Linked DNA regions of Homo sapiens: regions 2 and 3 are each linked to region 1. Evidence: chromatin loops called from intact Hi-C (ENCODE). Cell type or tissue: heart right ventricle. All regions are shown on one strand.

Evidence for each region. Peaks named below come from ENCODE experiments on the same cell type or tissue, not always from the same donor. Only the 100,000 strongest peaks of a DNase experiment are listed, where the experiment ranks them.
Region 2: it touches region 1 in a loop (2.4-fold over the local background); 12 of 110 quality-filtered maps call a loop at or near these places.
Region 3: it touches region 1 in a loop (2.0-fold over the local background); 3 of 110 quality-filtered maps call a loop at or near these places.

Annotation. Positions count from the first base shown.
Region 1 is chr11:101,124,451-101,132,450 of GRCh38, reverse strand. It overlaps PGR (progesterone receptor), which reads left to right and starts at 2,638. Exons shown (of 8, transcript NM_000926.4): 1 at 2,638-5,017; 2 at 6,293-6,444. The coding sequence starts at 3,381. It also overlaps PGR-AS1. In heart right ventricle, CTCF peaks have their summits at 3,953 and 4,159; DNase peaks (open chromatin) are centred at 2,860, 4,200, 4,890, 5,170 and 1 weaker place; H3K4me3 peaks cover 4,858 bases; H3K27ac peaks cover 3,741 bases; H3K27me3 peaks cover 1,012 bases.
Region 2 is chr11:100,977,298-100,985,297 of GRCh38, reverse strand. It overlaps ARHGAP42 (Rho GTPase activating protein 42), which reads right to left. Exons shown (of 24, transcript NM_152432.4): 22 at 6,249-6,311. Among named protein-coding and RNA genes, the nearest start is that of SNORD13I, 47 kb to the right of the region's middle. RefSeq lists enhancers at 5,994-6,560, 6,561-7,129. In heart right ventricle, a CTCF peak has its summit at 4,937 (motif pointing left); no DNase peak of the experiment used is centred here.
Region 3 is chr11:101,060,377-101,068,376 of GRCh38, reverse strand. PGR (progesterone receptor) reads left to right here. Exons shown (of 8, transcript NM_000926.4): 4 at 5,625-5,930. Among named protein-coding and RNA genes, the nearest start is that of PGR, 65 kb to the left of the region's middle. In heart right ventricle, no CTCF peak of the experiment used is centred here; no DNase peak of the experiment used is centred here; H3K27ac peaks cover 2,331 bases.

The DNA.
Region 1 (8,000 bases):
TAGAAAAAATACTTCCACATTTAAATCCTCTTCTCCAAAAACAGTCTTCAGGAATATTTGAAGTTAGCCCCATCACACCTGAATTTAATCAGTGAATTTTGTTCATTCAAAGATTCATACATTTGGGAAGTTCCTGTGCCAAAAATGCTAATCACCCAGCATCAAAATTTATGGAATAATGGTGATTTAGGACATGCTGGACATCTTTATTGTTGTTTTCCCACTTCAAGATTTTCAATCTTTTGGAAACAACCTCCCCAGACATTCTGACAAGGGAATTATTATAACCAACCAAAATCAAGCCAAATATAGTTTGTCAGATTTAAAATGAGGCCAAGTGCCAATTTTACAGCAGCGACCGGAAAATCAAATTATATGGCATCTGACATTTAAAATCACACTCCTAAGAAGGCTGTCATTTGATGTCTTGGGTTTGGGTTACAGTACTTAACTTTATAATACTGGGTAACCTTGTGCCTCAGTTTTCCCAACTATGAAATTGGGATAACAGTACCTATTTTGTGAGACTGTTGAAGGATTACAGTTAACACAGGTAAAAGGCTTACAAGACTACCTGGCAATGCTGTCCTGATTTTACAAATTCTATACACTGTGTGGCATTAGCCATCAGGAAAATATAAATAAATCAGTGAGATACCACTTCACACACTTGGGGGGCTATAACAAAAAAGACAGATAAAAAATGTTGTCAAAGATGTGAAGAAACTAGGACCCTTATTCACTGCTGGTGGAAATGTAAGAAGTACAATCATTTGAACCATAGTCTGGCAGTTACTCCAAAGACCACACCTAGAGTTGCCATATGAACCAGCAATTCCACTCCTATGCATATATCCAGGAGAAAGGAAAATATACGCTGCACAAAAACTTGTACATGAATGTTCATTAGCAGGATTTTTCATGGTAGCCAAAAGGTGTAAACAACCCAAATGTCCAACAACTGATAGAGATGGATAAATAAAATGTGGTTTATCCATACAATGAAATATTATTTGTCAATAAAAAGGAGTGAAGGAGTGAAGTACTGATTCATGTGGAACATGGATGAACCTTGATCCAAAATAGCCAAATCACAGGTACAAAAAGCATATTAGTGGCTGCTGGGAGATTTAGGCGGAAATGTGGAATAACTGCTAGTGGGTATTGAGATTTTAGAGTCATACTCATGTTACAAAATTAATAGTGCTGATGGTTGCACAACTCTGAGTACATGAAAAATCAATGAACTGATACTTTGAGTGAGCTGTATGATACTGGAATTACACCTCAATAAAGCATGGTAACTGTTTTAAGATAGGCTGGAAAGAGAAAGCCTGAAAACAACAATAATGATATTAATAAATTAGTTTACTTCTCTAGTCTCATATACTTCTGTGCCCACACTTGCTCCTGTTCTATTCATAATGGTCCCCTTGCAGTTGCCATATTATATCCTGCCATTTGATGCCCGGTGAACATTCTATACCTGCTTCCCAGAATTCTCTTTACCTTTCCTCTATCTGCCTAACTTCCACATATCTAAAATTAATCAGAGTAAACTATTTACTAGAACAACCAACTCCAAATCCTAGTAACCTAACATGATAAAGGTTTGTTTCTCACTCATATAGCCCCTCCCCAGATGATCGAGGGGTCCAGGCTCCTTACCTCTAGTGGCTCCCCCACCTTCTGGAGTCTTCTGCATTCTTTATACATGGTTGAGATAAACTATGAGTCATTAGCACAGCTAGACCTTGAGGTCCTACAAGAAAATTTGCAAATCATTCACTCTGTTTTGAACAAGGTATATTTAAGATGATGTTAAAATACCCAATGGTCTTGGGTCAAATACAGTTTATGACTGTGTATCTAAAATATATATTGCAATATTCTTCCCTTTTTCTACTGACTTCATGAATTTAGCGGGGATCCATTTTATAAGCTCAAAGATAATTACTTTTCAGACTAAGAATATTTAGGGTAAAAAGTACTGTTCAACATCTCTACTGAGGATGTTATGATGTAGCACACTGTATAAGCTGGAGCTAAAGGAAACTTTCCTTAAAGTGCTATTTACTAAAAATTGGAACACATTCCTTAAGACAAATCGAAGTGTGGCACACAACATCCAAACTTCCATCATAGATACAGAGGTGTTACCATCTCCCACTCCCAAATTTCTTTGTCACGCTGAGGATACTCAAGAGGAGCAGGACATGTTGGTCGCAGCAGGAGAAACTTGAAAGCATTCACTTTTATGGAACTCATAAGGGAGAGAATCTCTTATTTAGTATCGTCCTTGATACATTTATTATTTTAAAAGATAATGTAGCCAAATGTCTTCCTCTGTGTTAAATCTTTACAAAACTGAAATCTTAAAATGGTGACAAAAATTCTACTTCTGATAGAATCTATTCATTTTTCCAATTAGATAGGGCATAATTCTTAATTTGCAAAACAAAACGTAATATGCTTATGAGGTTCCATCCCAAAGAACCTGCTATTGAGAGTAGCATTCAGAATAACGGGTGGAAATGCCAACTCCAGAGTTTCAGATCCTACCGGTAATTGGGGTAGGGAGGGGCTTTGGGCGGGGCCTCCCTAGAGGAGGAGGCGTTGTTAGAAAGCTGTCTGGCCAGTCCACAGCTGTCACTAATCGGGGTAAGCCTTGTTGTATTTGTGCGTGTGGGTGGCATTCTCAATGAGAACTAGCTTCACTTGTCATTTGAGTGAAATCTACAACCCGAGGCGGCTAGTGCTCCCGCACTACTGGGATCTGAGATCTTCGGAGATGACTGTCGCCCGCAGTACGGAGCCAGCAGAAGTCCGACCCTTCCTGGGAATGGGCTGTACCGAGAGGTCCGACTAGCCCCAGGGTTTTAGTGAGGGGGCAGTGGAACTCAGCGAGGGACTGAGAGCTTCACAGCATGCACGAGTTTGATGCCAGAGAAAAAGTCGGGAGATAAAGGAGCCGCGTGTCACTAAATTGCCGTCGCAGCCGCAGCCACTCAAGTGCCGGACTTGTGAGTACTCTGCGTCTCCAGTCCTCGGACAGAAGTTGGAGAACTCTCTTGGAGAACTCCCCGAGTTAGGAGACGAGATCTCCTAACAATTACTACTTTTTCTTGCGCTCCCCACTTGCCGCTCGCTGGGACAAACGACAGCCACAGTTCCCCTGACGACAGGATGGAGGCCAAGGGCAGGAGCTGACCAGCGCCGCCCTCCCCCGCCCCCGACCCAGGAGGTGGAGATCCCTCCGGTCCAGCCACATTCAACACCCACTTTCTCCTCCCTCTGCCCCTATATTCCCGAAACCCCCTCCTCCTTCCCTTTTCCCTCCTCCTGGAGACGGGGGAGGAGAAAAGGGGAGTCCAGTCGTCATGACTGAGCTGAAGGCAAAGGGTCCCCGGGCTCCCCACGTGGCGGGCGGCCCGCCCTCCCCCGAGGTCGGATCCCCACTGCTGTGTCGCCCAGCCGCAGGTCCGTTCCCGGGGAGCCAGACCTCGGACACCTTGCCTGAAGTTTCGGCCATACCTATCTCCCTGGACGGGCTACTCTTCCCTCGGCCCTGCCAGGGACAGGACCCCTCCGACGAAAAGACGCAGGACCAGCAGTCGCTGTCGGACGTGGAGGGCGCATATTCCAGAGCTGAAGCTACAAGGGGTGCTGGAGGCAGCAGTTCTAGTCCCCCAGAAAAGGACAGCGGACTGCTGGACAGTGTCTTGGACACTCTGTTGGCGCCCTCAGGTCCCGGGCAGAGCCAACCCAGCCCTCCCGCCTGCGAGGTCACCAGCTCTTGGTGCCTGTTTGGCCCCGAACTTCCCGAAGATCCACCGGCTGCCCCCGCCACCCAGCGGGTGTTGTCCCCGCTCATGAGCCGGTCCGGGTGCAAGGTTGGAGACAGCTCCGGGACGGCAGCTGCCCATAAAGTGCTGCCCCGGGGCCTGTCACCAGCCCGGCAGCTGCTGCTCCCGGCCTCTGAGAGCCCTCACTGGTCCGGGGCCCCAGTGAAGCCGTCTCCGCAGGCCGCTGCGGTGGAGGTTGAGGAGGAGGATGGCTCTGAGTCCGAGGAGTCTGCGGGTCCGCTTCTGAAGGGCAAACCTCGGGCTCTGGGTGGCGCGGCGGCTGGAGGAGGAGCCGCGGCTGTCCCGCCGGGGGCGGCAGCAGGAGGCGTCGCCCTGGTCCCCAAGGAAGATTCCCGCTTCTCAGCGCCCAGGGTCGCCCTGGTGGAGCAGGACGCGCCGATGGCGCCCGGGCGCTCCCCGCTGGCCACCACGGTGATGGATTTCATCCACGTGCCTATCCTGCCTCTCAATCACGCCTTATTGGCAGCCCGCACTCGGCAGCTGCTGGAAGACGAAAGTTACGACGGCGGGGCCGGGGCTGCCAGCGCCTTTGCCCCGCCGCGGAGTTCACCCTGTGCCTCGTCCACCCCGGTCGCTGTAGGCGACTTCCCCGACTGCGCGTACCCGCCCGACGCCGAGCCCAAGGACGACGCGTACCCTCTCTATAGCGACTTCCAGCCGCCCGCTCTAAAGATAAAGGAGGAGGAGGAAGGCGCGGAGGCCTCCGCGCGCTCCCCGCGTTCCTACCTTGTGGCCGGTGCCAACCCCGCAGCCTTCCCGGATTTCCCGTTGGGGCCACCGCCCCCGCTGCCGCCGCGAGCGACCCCATCCAGACCCGGGGAAGCGGCGGTGACGGCCGCACCCGCCAGTGCCTCAGTCTCGTCTGCGTCCTCCTCGGGGTCGACCCTGGAGTGCATCCTGTACAAAGCGGAGGGCGCGCCGCCCCAGCAGGGCCCGTTCGCGCCGCCGCCCTGCAAGGCGCCGGGCGCGAGCGGCTGCCTGCTCCCGCGGGACGGCCTGCCCTCCACCTCCGCCTCTGCCGCCGCCGCCGGGGCGGCCCCCGCGCTCTACCCTGCACTCGGCCTCAACGGGCTCCCGCAGCTCGGCTACCAGGCCGCCGTGCTCAAGGAGGGCCTGCCGCAGGTCTACCCGCCCTATCTCAACTACCTGAGGTGAGGGCCCGGGACGGGGCACGCCCAGCGCGTCCGGGAGTAGCGGTTCCGTTGGCGGCGGCGGCCGCCAACCCTCAGCCCCAGCCCCAGCGCACCGCTGCGCTCCCCGGGGCGGCCGGAGAGGGTGGGCAGCGGGACACAGCACAGGGGCAGTTGCCTCCCTTCTTCTTCCCTCCTCTCCTCACTCTTGGGGACACGAAGGTGGGCGCAGAATATACTATTTTTGGGGCGTGCCTCCCTGAAAGCTGTTTTTTTGTTTGTTTTTTAACTTTCCGAATCTTCCAGATTCCGAAGCAGAACCAACCCCGATTTAAAACGTGCAGCGTCACACTAGGTCCGCTGTAGCCCAGTGGGGCAGAAAGTGCGCGGCGAGTTGGGGGCTTTATGAAATGCTTCTTTCTTAGAAGAAGGACGTTTACCAGGAGTGCTTGTCTTGGAGAGGAGTTAAGGCACCGTTCCCCCGGGAGGGGTGGGACTTGAGAGGTGGCCGGCCAGAACCGAAAGCAGCACCATCTTAGGGATTTGAACACTTCAGTGGCTCAGTTTTCTTAAGAATCTCAAGATTAAAATTAAGTTCACGTGGGAAATGTTTAAACTGTGGATTTAAACGCCTGTCACTGCATTGCACCGTTTTCTTATTATTGCTTGCTATTCACTACAATTTTTTTTATATACAGGTTTAAAAAACACTACTTTGCATACTGAAGTAATGGAATGTAAAAAAAGAATGCTCTGTTTGGAATCTTATGTTGTGAATAGGCAAAACAGTGTCAGTGTATTGGACAATACTTTAAAATGACAAACATATACTTGCTTAAGTAAGCAATGATTACAGGGTTGTGTTTTAAAAACTCAAAACCAAAACATTGCAAAGTACCATCGAACTTTTAAAGCCAAACCATATTTGTTTTGACCCAGCATACAGACAGGAAGGACATAACATTTCATTTGTCAAAGACTAAATTGTTTCTATATAAAGAGTTTTGTAGAAAGATTTCCTTTTAACCGACTTTAACTTTCTAGGACATAATATTATACACTAATTATTGTTCTTTTATATTGGTGCTACTGATGAATGGCTAATCATTTGCAAGTATGGTGAATCCAGTTACGGATAGTCTATTACCAAGTTTAGTTTGCATGTCTTTCAAGTGTATATATACAGTTCTGTTTTTAAAATCTCCTTTCACCCTGTTAATACTGGTTTAAGAAACCTTTAGTATTAGATAGTGGTGCACTTAAAAATAAATGGAGTACTTTGTTTTGCATTTCAAGGCCGGATTCAGAAGCCAGCCAGAGCCCACAATACAGCTTCGAGTCATTACCTCAGAAGATTTGTTTAATCTGTGGGGATGAAGCATCAGGCTGTCATTATGGTGTCCTTACCTGTGGGAGCTGTAAGGTCTTCTTTAAGAGGGCAATGGAAGGTAGGCTCCTTTCCCCTGATCCTTTATTATTGGTTTAATTGTAAATGGAGACCATCTAATATTGTATAGATTTCAATTATTCCTTGTTTCTTATAAGAAATGGTGATATTTCCATATAATTTAAAATATATGATGACATTTTAACAATATGTTTTTATTTATGATACTCAAAATGGAATGTGGTTGGGTACTATAATTGCATACTCTTTGACTAACACTTTCAGTATTAGACATAAGTCATAAAAATCTTGAGGACAGTGCTACTATTGTTCCTTAACTGCTTAGCTTTGAGGAAACAGCTTTGTTCTAATAGTACTTTTATATATCTATTATGTAGGTATATGTGTATGCAGTACTTTAAAATTTTGATTAAAAGAAAAATGGTAGTTGACACATATGTACATGTATGCGTATACATATTTGTACATACACGAACATATATCACAACATGTATATGATGCAGTTTTCTACATGATACTGTCTTTTGACTACATGAATATTTATGTAATATTTACAAAGAAGTAATTCTAAACAAATTTTTGAATTCTCTTTTTGTTCAGTATATTTTTGTAAGTGTATAAGAGGACAGGATTAAACAGTTTAAAATAAAAAACCTGGACATCACAGTAACATAATTTCTAAAGAAGTATTTTGCTTTAAGTAAAACTTTCATGTTTTTAAACTCATTGAACTTACATGCTTAATGATTTCAGATTTACTTGCATAGTGTTTCAGATTTTAACTTTCAAAGAAAATATTTTTGAATTTCTTTCTACCTAAAGTCTAAGCAGCCAAACATCTTTACATTTGAAGATAAAAATACATTGAAAGATTTCATATTTTAATACCAGCAATAAATGTATTCTATAACTATGTAAAATGAAGCTTAGGATTCCCTCTGGAGTGCTGAGATCACACCTAGACAAGGAACCAAGGATCTGAATGTTGGCTTTTTGTTTCCTGTTCTGAGGATTTTTGTTTGTTTGTTTGTTTCAACAGCCCTCTCCTTACAAGCAGAAAAGCAGGTAGTAGGAAATTTCACTTTAAGGGAGCTTTCAAAGGAGTTCTTCATAACAAATATTTGCTTTGTATATTTTTAGAACATGATTTTTTCTCACAAAAGATGAATGTATTTTACTGATGTTGAACATATTCAGCTTTAGGGGGTTTGATTGCATTTTAAACTAATTGAGGCAGTGTTAAAAGTGGTACTTGAGAAAATAGGGCAACTGATAGTGGCTCTTACCCATTGACATTATTTATTTACAGTTACAGTTGGAAGTTCTTTGTGTGGAAAAGTCAGTTTTCCAATGGGTAATTGGAGTTACCATTTTTATCTGACTTTGGTTCTGGTTTCTTAAACATTGCCTTCTGCATTAATATGATTTCCTCTCTTCTTAAAGTCTCCTAAGGATAGTATAATTTTATAAGTGAATGACTCCCTTAGAATCCTCTTAAGCCCAATTTGTCCTACCCCAGCTCCTTCTTTTGAAAGATAAGCAAATCTCAAAGACATAAATATGAGTTTCCAAAGGTCACAAAACTAGTTAGTAGCT
Region 2 (8,000 bases), 150 kb after region 1:
ACCATTAAGACAAATTATAAAGAGATCGATAAGGAAACAATCTCCGAAGTTGTAGAAGTGATTACAATATTCTTTACAATGACCTAATTTTCAAAACTACACTTTAAAATGTACCCCAAATCTTGTAATTAATATTTTAGACATATATGTTCTCCTTACTTGTATTTATAGTATTTTATGGGACTGGTTGAGGGAGGGGAAAAGCATACAGAATAATTATATCGCTAAATAAATAAAGACATACATATTGTTAAATGTGTCAAAATCACACAGCACAAAATACTACCTGTCATGACTTTTCAATTATCTGTGCACTGACTAGACGGAATTTTCTTCTGCCGAGATCTGTAACTGCAGGTGTTAACTCTGCAGAGAGCTTTGATGATTTAATGTAGACTCTGTAACAGTGAAGTTTCCTCAGGTGCTAACGCTTCCTCTTTTACTGTCTTGGTGTATTGAAGAGGATGTGAAAATAACACTGTCACCTATTGTATCTCTCTTCAGAAGATTCTAATCTCTCTTTGAAAAAGATTTTGAAAATCCTGCCTCTTACTGCTTGGGAGAGTGAGGTAATGGCACAGTTCTGAAAGCCATTTCTTCCCTTATCATTGGAAAAATAATCTGCCCACCAGCCTCATTCCTCATTCTAAATGCCGTCTAATGCATTTAATGAGGAAACTTAACAAAAGTTTGATTGGGTCAGTGTGCAAAATTTGCCAGTGCTTATCTTAAACATAAGAGAAATTTTAAAAATTCATCAAAATTGATACAATGTCTTCAGGAGGCCTTTTGAACAATGAGAAATACACACATTTTGTATGCTATTGACGGTTTCACTTCTGAAGGGAATAGGAGTGCACGGAGGTAGAAAGATACTAAAGCAATACTATATATAAAAGTGGAAATTTTTAAAAATCACAACAATCTTAAGTATTCATCAGTAGAGAACTTAAAAATAAATTAGAGCACACCAATCTAATGAAGTATTAGGCAGCAACTATAGATAATGCTATTGAAGAACTCATGTAATGAAACAATGTTAATGCGTAAGACAAAAAGTTTACAAATTTGTTCTTGGCAAGAACCCTAAATTGCCCATGACAGTTTACCAATAAGCACTGCATTTGTTCCTTTGGCACTAATTGGAGATTTTTTTTTCTTTCTTTTGCTTTTTTTTTTTTTAGACAGGGTCTCACTGGGTTGCTCAGGCTGGAATGCAATAGTGCAATCATGGCTCACTGCAGTCTCGACTTCCGGAGCTCAGGTGATCTTCCCATCTTAGCTTCCCAGGTAGCTGGGACTATTAGGTGCACACCACCGTGCCAATTAATGTTTTATATTTTTTGCAGACACAGGGTTTCAAATTCCTGGGCTCAGGCGGTCCACTCGCCTTGGCCTCCCAAAGTGCTGGGATTACAGGAGTGTGCCACCATGCCCAGCCTAGTTGCAGATTTCTTAAAATTAATTACATGTTCTTTTCAAAGATTTTTTTCCAACAAACACTGGCTGTTTCCAGCTTGAATATCTAAGTAATACTGAATGCCTCAATGCTAAAAACTTCCACCTGAGCCTGTAGAGTTAAAGCTGCTTGTGTCAAAGACATATATATTGCAATTCCATTGAAAAAGAAGTGAAAAAGTGAGTAACAAAGTATTTTTTAGGTTAAAAATGTGCATTTTATTTACTCATTCAACAATTTTATTGAGCATCTATTGTGTGTTGGGCACTATGATAGCAACAATACAGTGAACTCCCCTACCATCCCCGCATCCCTGCCCATGTGTCCTTTTCTGTGTGTTTATCACAGAGGAGTAGTTTTCAAAAGGTGGTCAAGGGAACCTGTGGAGGGGAGATAGAGGGGCAGGCAGAAGCCTAAGATATCATTGCTCTGAAGCTAATGGAATGTATATGACAATTCATTTATTTTGTATTATGTTGGGTATTAAAGATATCTGAAAAAATGTAAAACAGTTCAACTCTTTAGGAAAATATCATTTTTCATTAACATTATGTTATTTGTGCTAATATGTAATAGGCTTATTCTTATTTTCAATAAATACATATTTTAAAATGTTATGTTTGAATTTCCAATACAGTAAATATCAATAAATATAATCCATAAAAACAGAAGCCCTTTGGGGATCCTTAAAGATCTTTTAAGTTTATAAAGGTGTTGTGAGATCAAGAAGTTTGAGAAACCACTGCCACGGATGAGATTAGAAGGCTGTGCACCAAATTTTAACAGTTTTCTTCAGGTGATGAAATTATAAGTGGTTTTAACTTACTTCTTCATTAATTTTCACATTTTCTAAAGGAAAATCATTAAATTATTATTTTAAACATCACAAATTTTTTTGCTTATGGGTGTTATGGTGATTTCTGCATCTTATGTGTGTCTTACATATGTAACTGTGTTCTAAACCAGTGATTTATAGCCTTTTAAAAACTCAAACTCACTGGGCAAGGTAACTTTGTTGAGCTTTTTGTCCTTTGTAATTCTAAGCAAAATATTTGTCTTTTAAAATTTGATAATAGAAACATTTGATTGTTTACAATGAACCAGACACTCAATTCTCAATTTATGCTCTTAATTCTCAATTCAGCCTTCAAAACATATTTGTATAGCTTGCCTGTTTATACTACTTTAAAGTGGATCTCTGCTCTGAGTATAACTGAGACCCAGGTGAAGGTTTTAAGGATACTATTTTCCACATGCCTTTATAATGGTAAGACACAGCCTAGCTACATTTGGCTTTTAAAGGGATTTTATAGGTTAAGGAAAACAATTGTAAATAACCAATGTCTGCTTAGGGCTGTGCCGGGCACTATGACATTTTTCTCTATTCCAAAGGTTCTCAAACTTTCATGTACATAAGAATCACTTGGGGAGGGTGACAAAAATGCAGCTTCCCGAGGCCTCAGTCTTGGACATTGTGGTTTATAAGGTCTATGGCAAAACCCTGGAATCTTCATTTTAACAAGTCTTGCAGCATGGTCCCTCCCATTCCAGTGAACTTGCTTTCTTACAGATCTCCAATGATGTCTTAGGAGTTAAAACCAGTGTCCTCTCCTGATCTCCTAAACCATTTTTTGCAGCTTCTACCACTGTTGGTCATGCCTTCTCATCCTGTCCATTCTTCTCTGTCTGAACGTTAAATAAAACCATTCCCCAAAGACCAATGCTTGGCCATTTGTTCTTTTTCATTTAGTAAGCCTCCTTGCTAGGTACCTTCACCTTCACCTATACAGAGTAATTGCTATGTAGAAGTTTCTTAAATGGCATCAAACTCCATGCTGTCTCCTGGTTCCAGCTGCACCTTTCTAACTGCCTCTCATTGGCCCTCACAGCCTCCTCAAACCCTATGGCCAAAATTTTCCCTTCCTCCTACATATGCACAAGCTAAGATCAGAAGCTAAACCACCATTCTTTCCAACACTGTCTCAGAGACTTGGAAACTTCTTTTCCTGTCTCTGATTCCCAATATCAAAACAGCTGCCCAATCCTGATCCTATTCATAAAAATCTCCTTATAGCTTTTCATCCCTTTGCTACTCTCCTGATTAAGGCCTTTTAAATCTCACCAGTTCCATCCTAAATGGTTGACTGTTCTCTCCCCTTCACAACCTGCTGGAAAATGATCTGTTCTGGTGCATCATAGATTAGATCACCCCTGTGTTCAATGACCTGCAGTGCCTGCAGCAATGCTGGGGGGGTTACTTTTCCGTGGCTCAAGGCCATCCACTAAAATCTCCCAACTGGTCTCTTTCCAAAATATGGCTAGTCTTCCTACTGCCTCTACTGGTTCTATCTCTTTCAAGGTCTAATTCAAGGGTAACCTTGAGCTCCTTAGGAAAAAAACAAAAATGAGACAGGCATTGTAGAAGGTCAGGGAAATTCCCTCAACTTCTATGAGTCATTCAGTTTTATTTAAGAGTACAAAAGAATATCAGGTAACTGTTAAGAGTTAGTGTTTAAATACCACTAATATATTAATCAGAGGCTTGAGTGTCTTAGGCAAGCAGTTTCAACAATAATTATGATAATAGTTATTAATGTAGAAACCATCTACAGAGCACCTGTCATGTTCAAACACAGTATTGTGTACATTCCCAACAATGTGGCAAGCTGAGAATTATGATCTTCATTGTATGGATAAAGAAAACAGATTCCCCAACATTGGTAACTCTGAGGTTACACGAACTAGAAAGTGGTGACCTAAAAATTTGAACTAGGGTCTGTCTGACCTAAAGTTCATTCATGTTCCCCTGTGCCTCAGTGAAAAGTTGTCACACAAATCACAAGTGTTGTGAACTGACAGACTGTAACTCTGAAGGTAGAGCTGAGTGAGCTCTAAGTTTATGCTGATCCCCACTAAAAGTTGATTTAGAGTATTCAGAATGCAAAAACATATTAAAGAAGTATGAGTTGGCTGGGTGCAGTGGCTCATGCCTGTAATCCCAGCACTTTGGGAGGCTGAGGCGGGTGGATCACCTGAGGTCAGGAGTTCAAGACCAGCCTGGCCAACCTGGTGAAACCCTGTCTCTACTAAAATTACAAAAATTAGCTGCACATGGTGGCACACACCTGTAATCCCAGCTACTCGGGAGGCTGAGGCAGGAGAATCACTTGAACCTGGGAGGCAGAGGCTGCAGTGAGCCAAGATCGCACCACTGCACTCCAGCCTGGTGACAGAGCGAGGCTCTTTCTCAAAAAAAAAAAAAAAAAAAAAAAAAAAAAAGAAGAAGAAAAAGAAGTATGATTTGACTGTTGAACATCTGAGTGTATTTTTATTATATGATAGCTTTCTGATTTACTTCATCCATAGCTTGTTTTCTTAAAGCTCTACGGGGATTACCTCTTTGATTATGATTACCTGAGTTTTTACTTAACAGGCTGACTTTTTAGAGCTTCCTAATAAAAGGGCTCCATCTAGTGAGCAATTCAACTACGTAGCATGGCAGAAGAAGTAGCAAGGTTAAATCCCTTACACTAAAGCCTAAAAATCAAGACAATCTCAGAGAAATGATGTTTGCTGTGACATGCATGGGGCTTAGTTTTCACCATGCTTCGGTCAAAAGGAAGATAAAGACACTGCTGACAGAGGTAAGGTTCACATGCTCTTGGCTCAGCTATTTAAATGCTAGGCACTGACCATTATTCTAGGAAGATACCAAAGTGGCTCTACTCTCTGCAGTTAAAAAAACCTAATACATGAGGGCCCTTACTGGGCTTTGAACAAAACCAAAGAGAGTTTGAAGGTTATTGTTATTGTTATTCTTAATAACTATCACATGCCCAGTACTGTCTAGGTACTTTATAAATGTTTGCTGAAAAAGTCCATATACTTTTACAGGTTGATAAAAATTATTTGGTTAAATAACTTTTAGAGGAACTATACAACAACTATACAACAGTATCTGTGATTCCTTTCCTTCACAGCCTCAATTAGCCAGACATTGGATGCTCAAAAATGTGTTCGTACATCTAAAGGAAAAATCAAGGTTTGTTATTCAAGTTCTCACATTTATATGCTCTTTCAACAATAGGCATTGAGTGTCTCCTACCTGTACTAGCAGCTGATAGTAAAAAAAAAAAATAATGAAAAGCCTCTGACTTTATGAAATTCCATTATTCAAATTAAAAACCGAAGCCCACTGTAGATCAAGAATAAATTTGAAAGCAAGAAGAGTAAAGTAGGAACTTTAGAAGCAAGCACATTAGTAGAAGCAAGATGTAACAACTCATATCCTTTTAATAATGGAATGGAATGTAAAATCTGAGAACCCCTAATGAAATTATGTACTCTAAAAACAGAGTCGCTTTGGGCAATTAACTCTACAACATCTCTGAGATCCTTAAGGATAACCATATTTTTCCATGGATATTCATGATGATTCCTCCAGAAAAAGTTATATAACTTTTAAAAATCAAGAACATGCTTTTGAAAAGTGGTCCCAAAATGACTGTCATCAAAGATGTATAAAGGATTATAGCAATTTTTATCTTCTAGGAAATGTGTTTGTTTAGAGCCCTTCTACTGTGAAGATTTCAGCAAATGAGACATCACTATAACAATGTGAGATGATATATGCTGTTTACAGACATGACTTCCTGTGAAGGGCCAGTGGACTTAAATTTGACCATCTGCATAATGGAGAGGCGGAGCTGTCACAGAGAGTGTCATGTCAATACAAAGCAACAATGTCACCACTTTTTTTTAGATGCATTTAAGGGTTTGGAGAACTTACCGCCCAGAAGAAACTGGTTTAGGTGAACCAACATTTTCAAACAGTTGAGCTTTTGCTGCCACTCTGAAAAATGATTTAAAATGCAAGTTTCATGAAGTCAATCACATTCAGTTCTGCTCAAAGTGAAATTCATGATTGCCAGTTAAACAAGACAAAAAATGGTTGAGAACCATTGCCAAAATTAGAAGGGAATTTTAATTGTTTTAACCTTTAATGTCAATGAGATTTTTAGATCTAACCTCCAGCTTACAGAGTACCAGGCTGTAATTAACCAATAGCTACTTCCTCTGGGGATCTTACTATCCTCATCCTTTTTATCTCAGAAAACCATGGGAGCAGTAAAAGGAACATTTTCTCTCTACTCTGCTCCCAGCAGCACGGCTATTGACTCCTGTGGAGCCACGAGTGAAGATGCAAAGAATCAAATCAACATGACAAAAGAACTGTTGTTCATTCTTTTAGCTAAGAAAACACTAATTATAATACTATTGATGTATTTTTTTAATATGTGAACATATGTCTGTAAAGTGAAAAGGGCAAACTCTGAAAATATGGCCAATAAACAAATCTGTAGATTTACATCTTGTTTCAAATCATGGAGGGCAAGGCAGAGAGGATATGTTCTAATTGAACAGGTAAGACTATCAGGTATGACTAAAAAGAATTGAAAGAGTTTCTATATTTACTGGAAGACTCTATAAAATTCCTTGATGTTCTAAGCTAGATTTTTAAAAAATCTATCTTATTTCTTTAATTGACAAACTCTTCTCCCAGAGCCAAGCCATTTGATTATCTCAAAGATCATTTTACACCTAATATAGAACACACACTTTAATCATTTGAATTTCTACTTTATGGGTACAATCACAAAAGAGAAACTCTTCTCTTTCCTCCACCAAGAATGGAGTTTATATTCTCTCATCTTCCCTAATACATTGGCTTAACATTTCTTTCCCTTAATGGGCAGAACTACACACAGTGGGGAGTAGACACACTGACAAATATATTTGCCTATACCACTGTAACTGGATTTCTAACCAAAAGAGATAAGGTACATTGAACATGCTCTGCAACCAAAAGGTTCCTGTCAGAGAAAAGGATGAACTAATGAATTTATGACACAGTTCCTATAGAAACAGGCTTAGTAAAATGTCTTACTGGACTTTTAATGAATAATTAAAATGTCAGGAAGAATGCCATCATATTAAAAATGGAGAAGGTAAAACAGAAGGAGCACAGAATTGTAGTCAGAGAACCCTAGGTTGGAAACGGTAGAAAAGCATCAGTTCTCGTCATCTCTAAAATGTGGTTTATACTACCCATTTCCAAAGGACACTGCAGACCTTAAAAGAGATAACTCATGTAAAGACATCCAGTAATGGCTCAGAGAGCATTAGGAAATTCTCAGCAAATGTCAGGAAAACAAAATGAAAGGGAGAGAAACTTTTTATCTCTCTTTTTTGCTTACTTGTTTAGCCAGGTTTCCATTGTTCTTCTTCACCCACTTTCTACTCATGTCTATGTACCCTTCTCCTACCAGCCTTTACAGTTCTGCATCATTTCCTTTGATGAGAAGTACCCACTTTTGCCTTGCATATTCCTCATTCTCTACTAGCTTGTTTAAATCAGTGAGGACTCAGGTATGCGGGCGTAGGATGGAAGTGAGAAAGAAGCTGCTTTAAAACAGTGAGGAGAGCAGGGACCTGGCTTATAGTCAATGCGTGGCAGTCTCTTCAGCGGAGAGATGGATGT
Region 3 (8,000 bases), 64 kb after region 1:
TTTGTGCCCTGATTTCCTTGAGCAGTGTTTTGTAGTTCTCCTTGAAGAGGCCCTTCACATCCCTTGTAAGTTGTATTCCTGGGCATTTAATTCTCTTTGTAGCAATTGTGAATGGGAGTTCACTCATGATTTGGCTCTCTGTTTGTCTATTATTGGTGTATAGGAATGACTGTGATTTTTGCACATTGATTTTGTATCCTAAGAATAAGCCATACTTTTTAATATATTTTATTCATAAAAAAATGCACATAAAGCAAATGACATATAGAAACAATATGATTAACATCCACCTCTGGACTCAGTTGGCTTAAGAAAATATGAATATTATCACTACACTTGAAATTGATTGCATATTTCTTCCTTATCACATTCCTCTTTATCTTTCTCCAGAAACCTCTATATCTTTAATTTGGAGTTGGTCATTTTCTTATATTATTCTGTAGGATTTTTTAATATCTATGTATTTCTCACTAATAGATTTTTTAGTTTTGAGATGTTTTTTTCTACTCCATAGAAATGCTATGTATATTTATGCAATTTGATCTTACTGCCTAATATTATATTTGTGTTTTTTATTTTGATTTGTATTATTCTGGTTTGTTTTTTCCTACACTGTATGATTTCATTGTATGAGTATCTCCCATTTATTTATTCTCATGTATTGACATGTACTTCCACTTGATATTTGCTGTGCTTTACCTACAGTTCAATTGTGAACATTATTTTACATGTATTCTGGTGGTTCATGTGTGAGAGTTTCTGTAGGTAACCTGCACACCTGGGCATGAAATTTCTGACTGTAATACATGCTCATGCTGGGCTTTACTAGATAATGCTAGATTGTTTTTAAAGTAGTAGTAGTTTACACTCCATGGCAGCTCTTCATTGTTTTGTGTGTTCCTGTATTCTGTGTCCTTGCCGTTTTAGGTAGATGATGTCTCATGTGGTCTTACTTTGCATTTCTCTGGTTAATAATGAGGTCAGTCATATTGTTGTATTTTGTCATCTATATATTTCTTCCTCTGTGAAATATCTGTTCATGCCTTTTCTTTCTGATTTATAGGAATTCTTTGTGTATTTTGGGTATATATGTTATAAATATCTATAGGATAGATAAAAACAAGCTATCTGATAAGGCGATATGCAGAAATATAAATTAGGTGAGGAAGCAAGCCATGCAAATATCCAAGGAAAAAATCATTTCATGCAGAGGAACTTGTCAGTGTAAGACCCCAAGGCAGAAACACACTTCAAGGGCAAGATGGGCATCAATATGGGTGGAGCATGAGGGAGAATAGAAGAGAGACCATCTATGCAAGGGTAAGTTGGGCCTTGTAGAGCTTGATATGAATTTTAACTTCATTCTAAGTAGGATCAGGAGTCACTGAAAATATCAAGCAAGAATGACATAGTCTGATTAAGTCTTTAAAGTTGTATAGAAAATAGTCTACAAAAAGTGAAAGCTGGGAAACCAGCCAGCATATGTTACAATAGTCCAACTGTGATTGTGGGGACATAAATTATGGTGCAAGCAGTGGAAACAGGTATTTGGATTTGGGTTATATTTTCATGGTTATCCACTAGGATTTGCTGATGTATTAGATATGAGGTGAGAAAATAAGTGAGGTATCAGTAATGACTCTAGAGTTTGGGGCTAGAGCAGCAGGTGTGTAAATGAAGTTACAAACCTAGAAGATGCATGTTTGGACCAATGCATCAAAGTTCTGCTCTAAACATATTAATTTGAGGGGTCTGTTAGAAATACAAGTGGAGATGCTGAGAATACAGTTGCATAGTTGAGTCTAGAGTTTCTTGGAAAAGCTGGGTCTAGGACTGTAAATTTGGTAATCATTAATGTCTAGATGATATTAGAGACATAGAACTAGATGCAGACACCTAGAAAGAGCATAGATATCTAAGAGAAGTCTGAGGACTGAGCTTGGTGTACTCAAAGATTTAGAAGTTGAGAAGATGAAAAAGAGCTAGACAGAGAGACTGAAAGAGTGACTACAAGAATGAAATATGTGGAAGCCAAATGAATAAGAGCGTTAAAAGAAGAAGGAAACGATCAATGTGTTAAGTACTTACCCGGGTTAAGACCAGGACTGAGAATTGGCCATTGTTTTTTGACATTTAGAAATCTTTGAAGGCCTTGCCAAGAATAATTTGGTTGGGATAAGGAGAGGAATGACCTGACTGGAGAAGGTTCAAGGGAGAATTGGAGGAGAGGAAATGAAGAGAGTGATATTTCTCCACGGAATACATTATGTGTGAGAGGGACTATTAGAGGATGCAGACAAGAGGGCAAATGATTTCAGAGAAAAGTCCCTGAGTGGGTGAGAAGGACTAAGATTTGGTATTGAAATGTCAGGAGTATGAATTGTAACAGGAGGGAAGGCAGAGTACAGGGGTAGCCATACTGTAGATTGGCCACAAAGAAAATATTCTCCAAATGGAGCTTCTTTCCCCCTAAGCCTCCCCCAAATCATTACCTCTGCTTCTGATTCAATCCCTCAAAACCTCATCCATCAGCTTGAATGAGAGACAACTATTCAGCCACCATGTCCATCCGCTTTCTTATCCCCCCTTGCTCACCCCCAGCGTCTCAGCCCAAATCTTCCCTCCTTCCAGCCAACAAAGCTCCCATGCCTGTCATCTCCTGATGTCAATGCAGCGGGCAGGGGAGTGGGGGACCACTGACCCCACATGCCTATTCTCTGCTTAGATTACCCAAAATACCAGGTGTCGTTATTTTTCAGAGGTGCAAAAATATAATACAAAGTCATTCTAAACTGTCACTGAATTCAGAGTACTTTTTGCCATTGTCTAGTCACTGAATTCAGAGTACTTTTTGCCATTGTCTTATTTTCTCAATCAACAAATGCTAAGAGTACAATTATATGAAGTTCTACAGATTTATTTGTTACTTGCATTACTTAGTAATGGTTCTTATGCATAAAGGTTAGGAATAACTTCTTTGAACAAATATCCTATATAAAAAAACAACAAAGTGGTTTTTAAAAATCACATTGCTGTTCACATTCCCTTTTTAGTACTCTCTTCTCATATTCTTTTTTAAGCTATGTTAGGTCAAAACAACTACTTTAATAACTTAGCAAATATCTATCAGGAGTCCACTGTGTAGTTAGCAGTTTATAAAGCTTCAGATCTACATTAGTGAGTGAAATGGACCTAGCCCCTATCCTTACAGGGCAGCAAGCCTGGTGGAGGAAGCTATGTTCTCTGAAGGCAACAAAAACAGTCATGCGTCATTTAAGAGTAGGGATACATTTTGAGAAATGTGTCATGAAGTAGTCAATTTCATCATTGAACATCATAGAATGCATTTACGCAGACTTAGATGGTATAGCCTACTACACACCTAGGCTGTTTGGTGTAGCCCATTGCTCCTGGGCTACAAACCGATACAGCATGTTACTCTGTTGAATTTTGTAGGCAACTGTAATGCAATGGTAAGTATTTGTGTACCTAAACATATCTAAAGATAGAGACAGTACAGTAAAAAATACTATCTTATGAAAACACTGTTGTATATGTGGTCTGTCATTGACTGAAACAATATTATGTAGTGCAAACCATACAGCAACAGATAATAAAGACAAGATATTCAGAGTGGGAGATGGAAAAGACAATAATGTATTCCTTCATTCATTTAGCAGACATGTATTGCCAAAAGACACTGGAAAAAATAAATAAAGGTGACAAACAGGTGGTGCCTTTGTTGAAGATTATAGTCATGGACAGGGAAACTTTAGCCCTCTTCTTAACATTATCTTCCCTTAGACACAAACACACACACACACAATTCCTGGCATATGCTATATACTCCATAACTGTTCCTTCCCTTCCCTTTGTGACTCATTCCTTCCCCCAGAAAGCTCATTTGATCTCTGCAAATAATTTTGAATCCCCTTTGTTTTTTAACCATGGCAATTGTTTTGTTTTCCCATCTCCTACAAGTTTTAGCTCAACTCGTTGGGGCTGTTTTTTTTTTTTTTTTTTTTTTTTTTTTTTTTTTTTTTTTGAGGTGGAGTTTCTCCCTTGTCACCTGGGCTGGAGTGCAATGGCATGATCTTGACTCACTGCAACCTCTGCCTCCTGGGTTCAAGTGATTTTCCTGCCTCAGCCTCTGGAGTAACTGGGATTACAGGTGCCCACCACCACACCCAGCTAATTTTTGTATTTTTAGTAGAGACGGGGTTTCACCATGTTGGCCAGGCTGGTCTCGAACTTCTGACCTCAGGTAATCTGCCCACCTCGGCCTCTCAAAGTGCTAGAACTACAGGCATGAGCTCACCATGCCTGGCCATTCCTTGGGGCTTTATAGAACAAGTATAATCCTTTTTCTTTATGACAATACCCTGAGTTCAGAAATCTCAGAGACAAATGTTTACAGAGACCAGGTAAATAAGTAGCTAGAGTGACAAGACTTAAGAAAAGAGACCATTGGCGTACCACCAGTTTGTGGAGGGAACTGGAAAAACTGGAATACACATGCCCCATCCAAAAGCAACCATTGCAACTAAACTTTAACAGATTGTTGCCACCTAAGTAATTCACGGATGGTCTCATAATTCTGGTCAGCATTGTCTGAGCCAAACAAAATGTATCTATGGGCATGATCAGATACTAGAGCCAGCAGATTGCAACCTCTGCTTAGATAATTGCAGGTATCAGCCTTCCCTTGGCTAAACAGCTACTTCATACTGATAAGTAGCCCTTGCCTGGCACAAAGCAGGTGGGGCTGAATCCAGCCTGATATCACATCACCACAACTTTCTCTAATTCTCCTCAAGGCGTCTGTGAACTACCAGCAGCCCAAATAAGCATCCTTTTCTCCTTCAATCATTTCTCATAAAGCAGATTCTACTCATCTCACCATCCATCTTTTTCCCCTAACATATCAGAATTCATCAAAGTAGAAACTCCAGAAATCATCCAGAAATACAAATGTGATCTGACCAGCACGGGTATAAACTTTCTCTTTCCTTAATTTAGAAAAAGGATTATTAATTTTGAGTCTTAGATCTCATAAAAGTAGAGCTGGATTGATTTTAAGGGATCAATGAACCTACTGAAATTGTATAAAAAGATTTTGTGGGGCTGGCAAACAAATGCTTTTCTTTTAACATATTCTTAAAAGAACAAAACCTCAAAGAAGATTTAACAACCACTATAGACTAAGTTTCAATTAATGTAGTCTGTAGCATTAGATTTTGGAAGGCTGTTCTATCAGAATATGGACCAATACTGAGCGTAGTCGCTACTAAAACTCTTTGTCTTTTTATTCATATCTTCTCCTAAAAAGCTCCATGACCCCTGCAGAATACTGGTATAATTACCCACACCTCACCCACCCAGTGATTGTTGATGTAACTAATTATTTAATCCAAGTCTGAGGCCTAAATTTTTTTTAATCAAGAGTTAGTTACATGTTTTAATTTATTTTTTGTAATTTTAATATCTAACACTTTTATTCTATTTCATTCGATTGATGCTAAAATGCATAATGCTATGATTCTAAGACTTAGGAAAAATAATACTATACTGGGATATGGAGTTTATATATATTTACATGAATTTCTTTTTTTTCTTCTCTGTAGGTCGAAAATTTAAAAAGTTCAATAAAGTCAGAGTTGTGAGAGCACTGGATGCTGTTGCTCTCCCACAGCCAGTGGGCGTTCCAAATGAAAGCCAAGCCCTAAGCCAGAGATTCACTTTTTCACCAGGTCAAGACATACAGTTGATTCCACCACTGATCAACCTGTTAATGAGCATTGAACCAGATGTGATCTATGCAGGACATGACAACACAAAACCTGACACCTCCAGTTCTTTGCTGACAAGTCTTAATCAACTAGGCGAGAGGCAACTTCTTTCAGTAGTCAAGTGGTCTAAATCATTGCCAGGTAATAATAATTTTTATATACAGCATGTAATAAAAAATATACTATGTTTGTTGTATTAGTACATTGTTAAATAAAACACTCTATGCAGTAAATTAACTACAATATAAAACAGTATGTGATAGTATGTGTTTGAGCAGTTCAAAATATTTGTCTAGGACCCTAATATGTGTTACAGAAATATAAAAAATTAGAGAACACACTGAGTCTTACTGATGAGTCAGAAATTGCATACATTAAACTTATGCTAATAAGAAATAGCTTAGGTTTATGTGTTCAACCACAGATATTAGAGTAGCTCAGAAATGATAAATGGACCATTTTTTATAAATGCCCTATTTATTCTAACCCTTAATTCAACCAACCTCATTTGGTTGAAAATAAAACTGAATGTATAAAGTCATATAACAAATCAAAGTAGTATTCAGAGTACAGTAAGGTGTCAAAAGTAAATTAAGAAAACAAAATTCCCTAACGTAAATTACTTTAAAAAATAATAGCACACAGAGAAAAGAATCTCTAGTCACTATTCCTCTAATTTATACCCAAAGAGAGTATATCGCCCAGCAACAGAGAGAACTTGGATTATATCATCACAGAAGAATTTCAGTCACTTTACTTATCAGCTATTTTTGCTCCCTCAGCACAGCTCTGTAGGAGCCAAGTACTTGAAAGAATAACAAGGATGAAATTCTCACTTGGTTAAATCTTAGACTGCAGAGCCAGGAGAATACATGTATAGCAATTGTTTGTGAAGGCATTACTCCTATAATTAGAAATAGAACTTTTTAAAAAACTACATTCTCTTCACATCAGTAATACCCTTATACTGCTATAGACAAATTATTTTTCTAATATCTGATCAAGAATTAAACATATTATGTCCTTTTAGTCCCCAAGTAAATTCAATGGCACTTTTAGAAAAAGAATTTCTTCCCAATTCTCCTTAATATAATTCTCAGTTATTATTCTACCTAAAAGGTTTGAAATACAATAGATGAATTGTTACTGAAAATTCAATTACATGAAACAGAAAGAAAAATAGATACCTGTTTGTTGAATCTTTCAAAAAATACATATTAAGAAAAGTTAATAGAATTCAGTATTCTAGTGGAGATGAAGTAATTTTATAGAAAAATCAAAATGCCCAGATTCTTACTGGCTTCAGTCTCACCAAAAGGCCTTAAACAGACAATAATTTTTTGAACATTCTAAATGTTTAAGATTTATCACATAGTGGTTATCAAACTTGACAGAGCTTTAATAAATAAAAATAACCCAATAGCATTGATGAACTTTTTCTGTTTAAAAATGAGTGTTTAAACATGTGTTTAATTTTTCTCCATTGTTCTATTATTTGGAAAATATGATTTCTTTGGTTTTTGTTGATATAGTTTATATTCCTTTTGTTTGCAATTTTGGAGGTTCTTTACTATTTAAAAAGATTCTAGCATCAGCTGGTAACGTTAGAAAATAACCAGTTATACTTGAAAAGATGACTTATTCACTTTGGATAAAAGCTAAGTGACCTTTTTAACCGGAAACCGTTATCTATCAGGACTTTTTGACCCCCACACAACCACAAAAAGGAATGAGAGAAAACTCTTACATTGAATTTGGTGGCAACTTTTTTAATGCTGCAAAATGTAATTTTTGTGTAGTAAATCAGAATAATGGCAACACTAGTATTACCCATACTGTTTCCATTAATTGCAAACAGGGAAACATTGAGATTATCAAAGTCTCTTGTGGCCTGTGGACTTTTAAAGCCATATTTTCATGGTCTGCATTTTGGGAATAGCACTATTGAATGAATTATGAAAATGGTCAGTGAGCTAGAGTGACTATTTGACCTCTGAGAAAGGACTTGGATGGACACATGTATAGAAAGTACTTTAGTATTATTAGCTACTTAAAACTGATTTCAATTGACTTGAAATAAGCTTACAGTTTTTATTCACTTATTCACTCAATAAATGTCTATTATGTACCTGCTGTGTTCAATATCTAATAATTATACAGTGGTTTAGAAAGAAAAGCCACAAGGCTGGGCTCATGGTGTGGATGCATTTT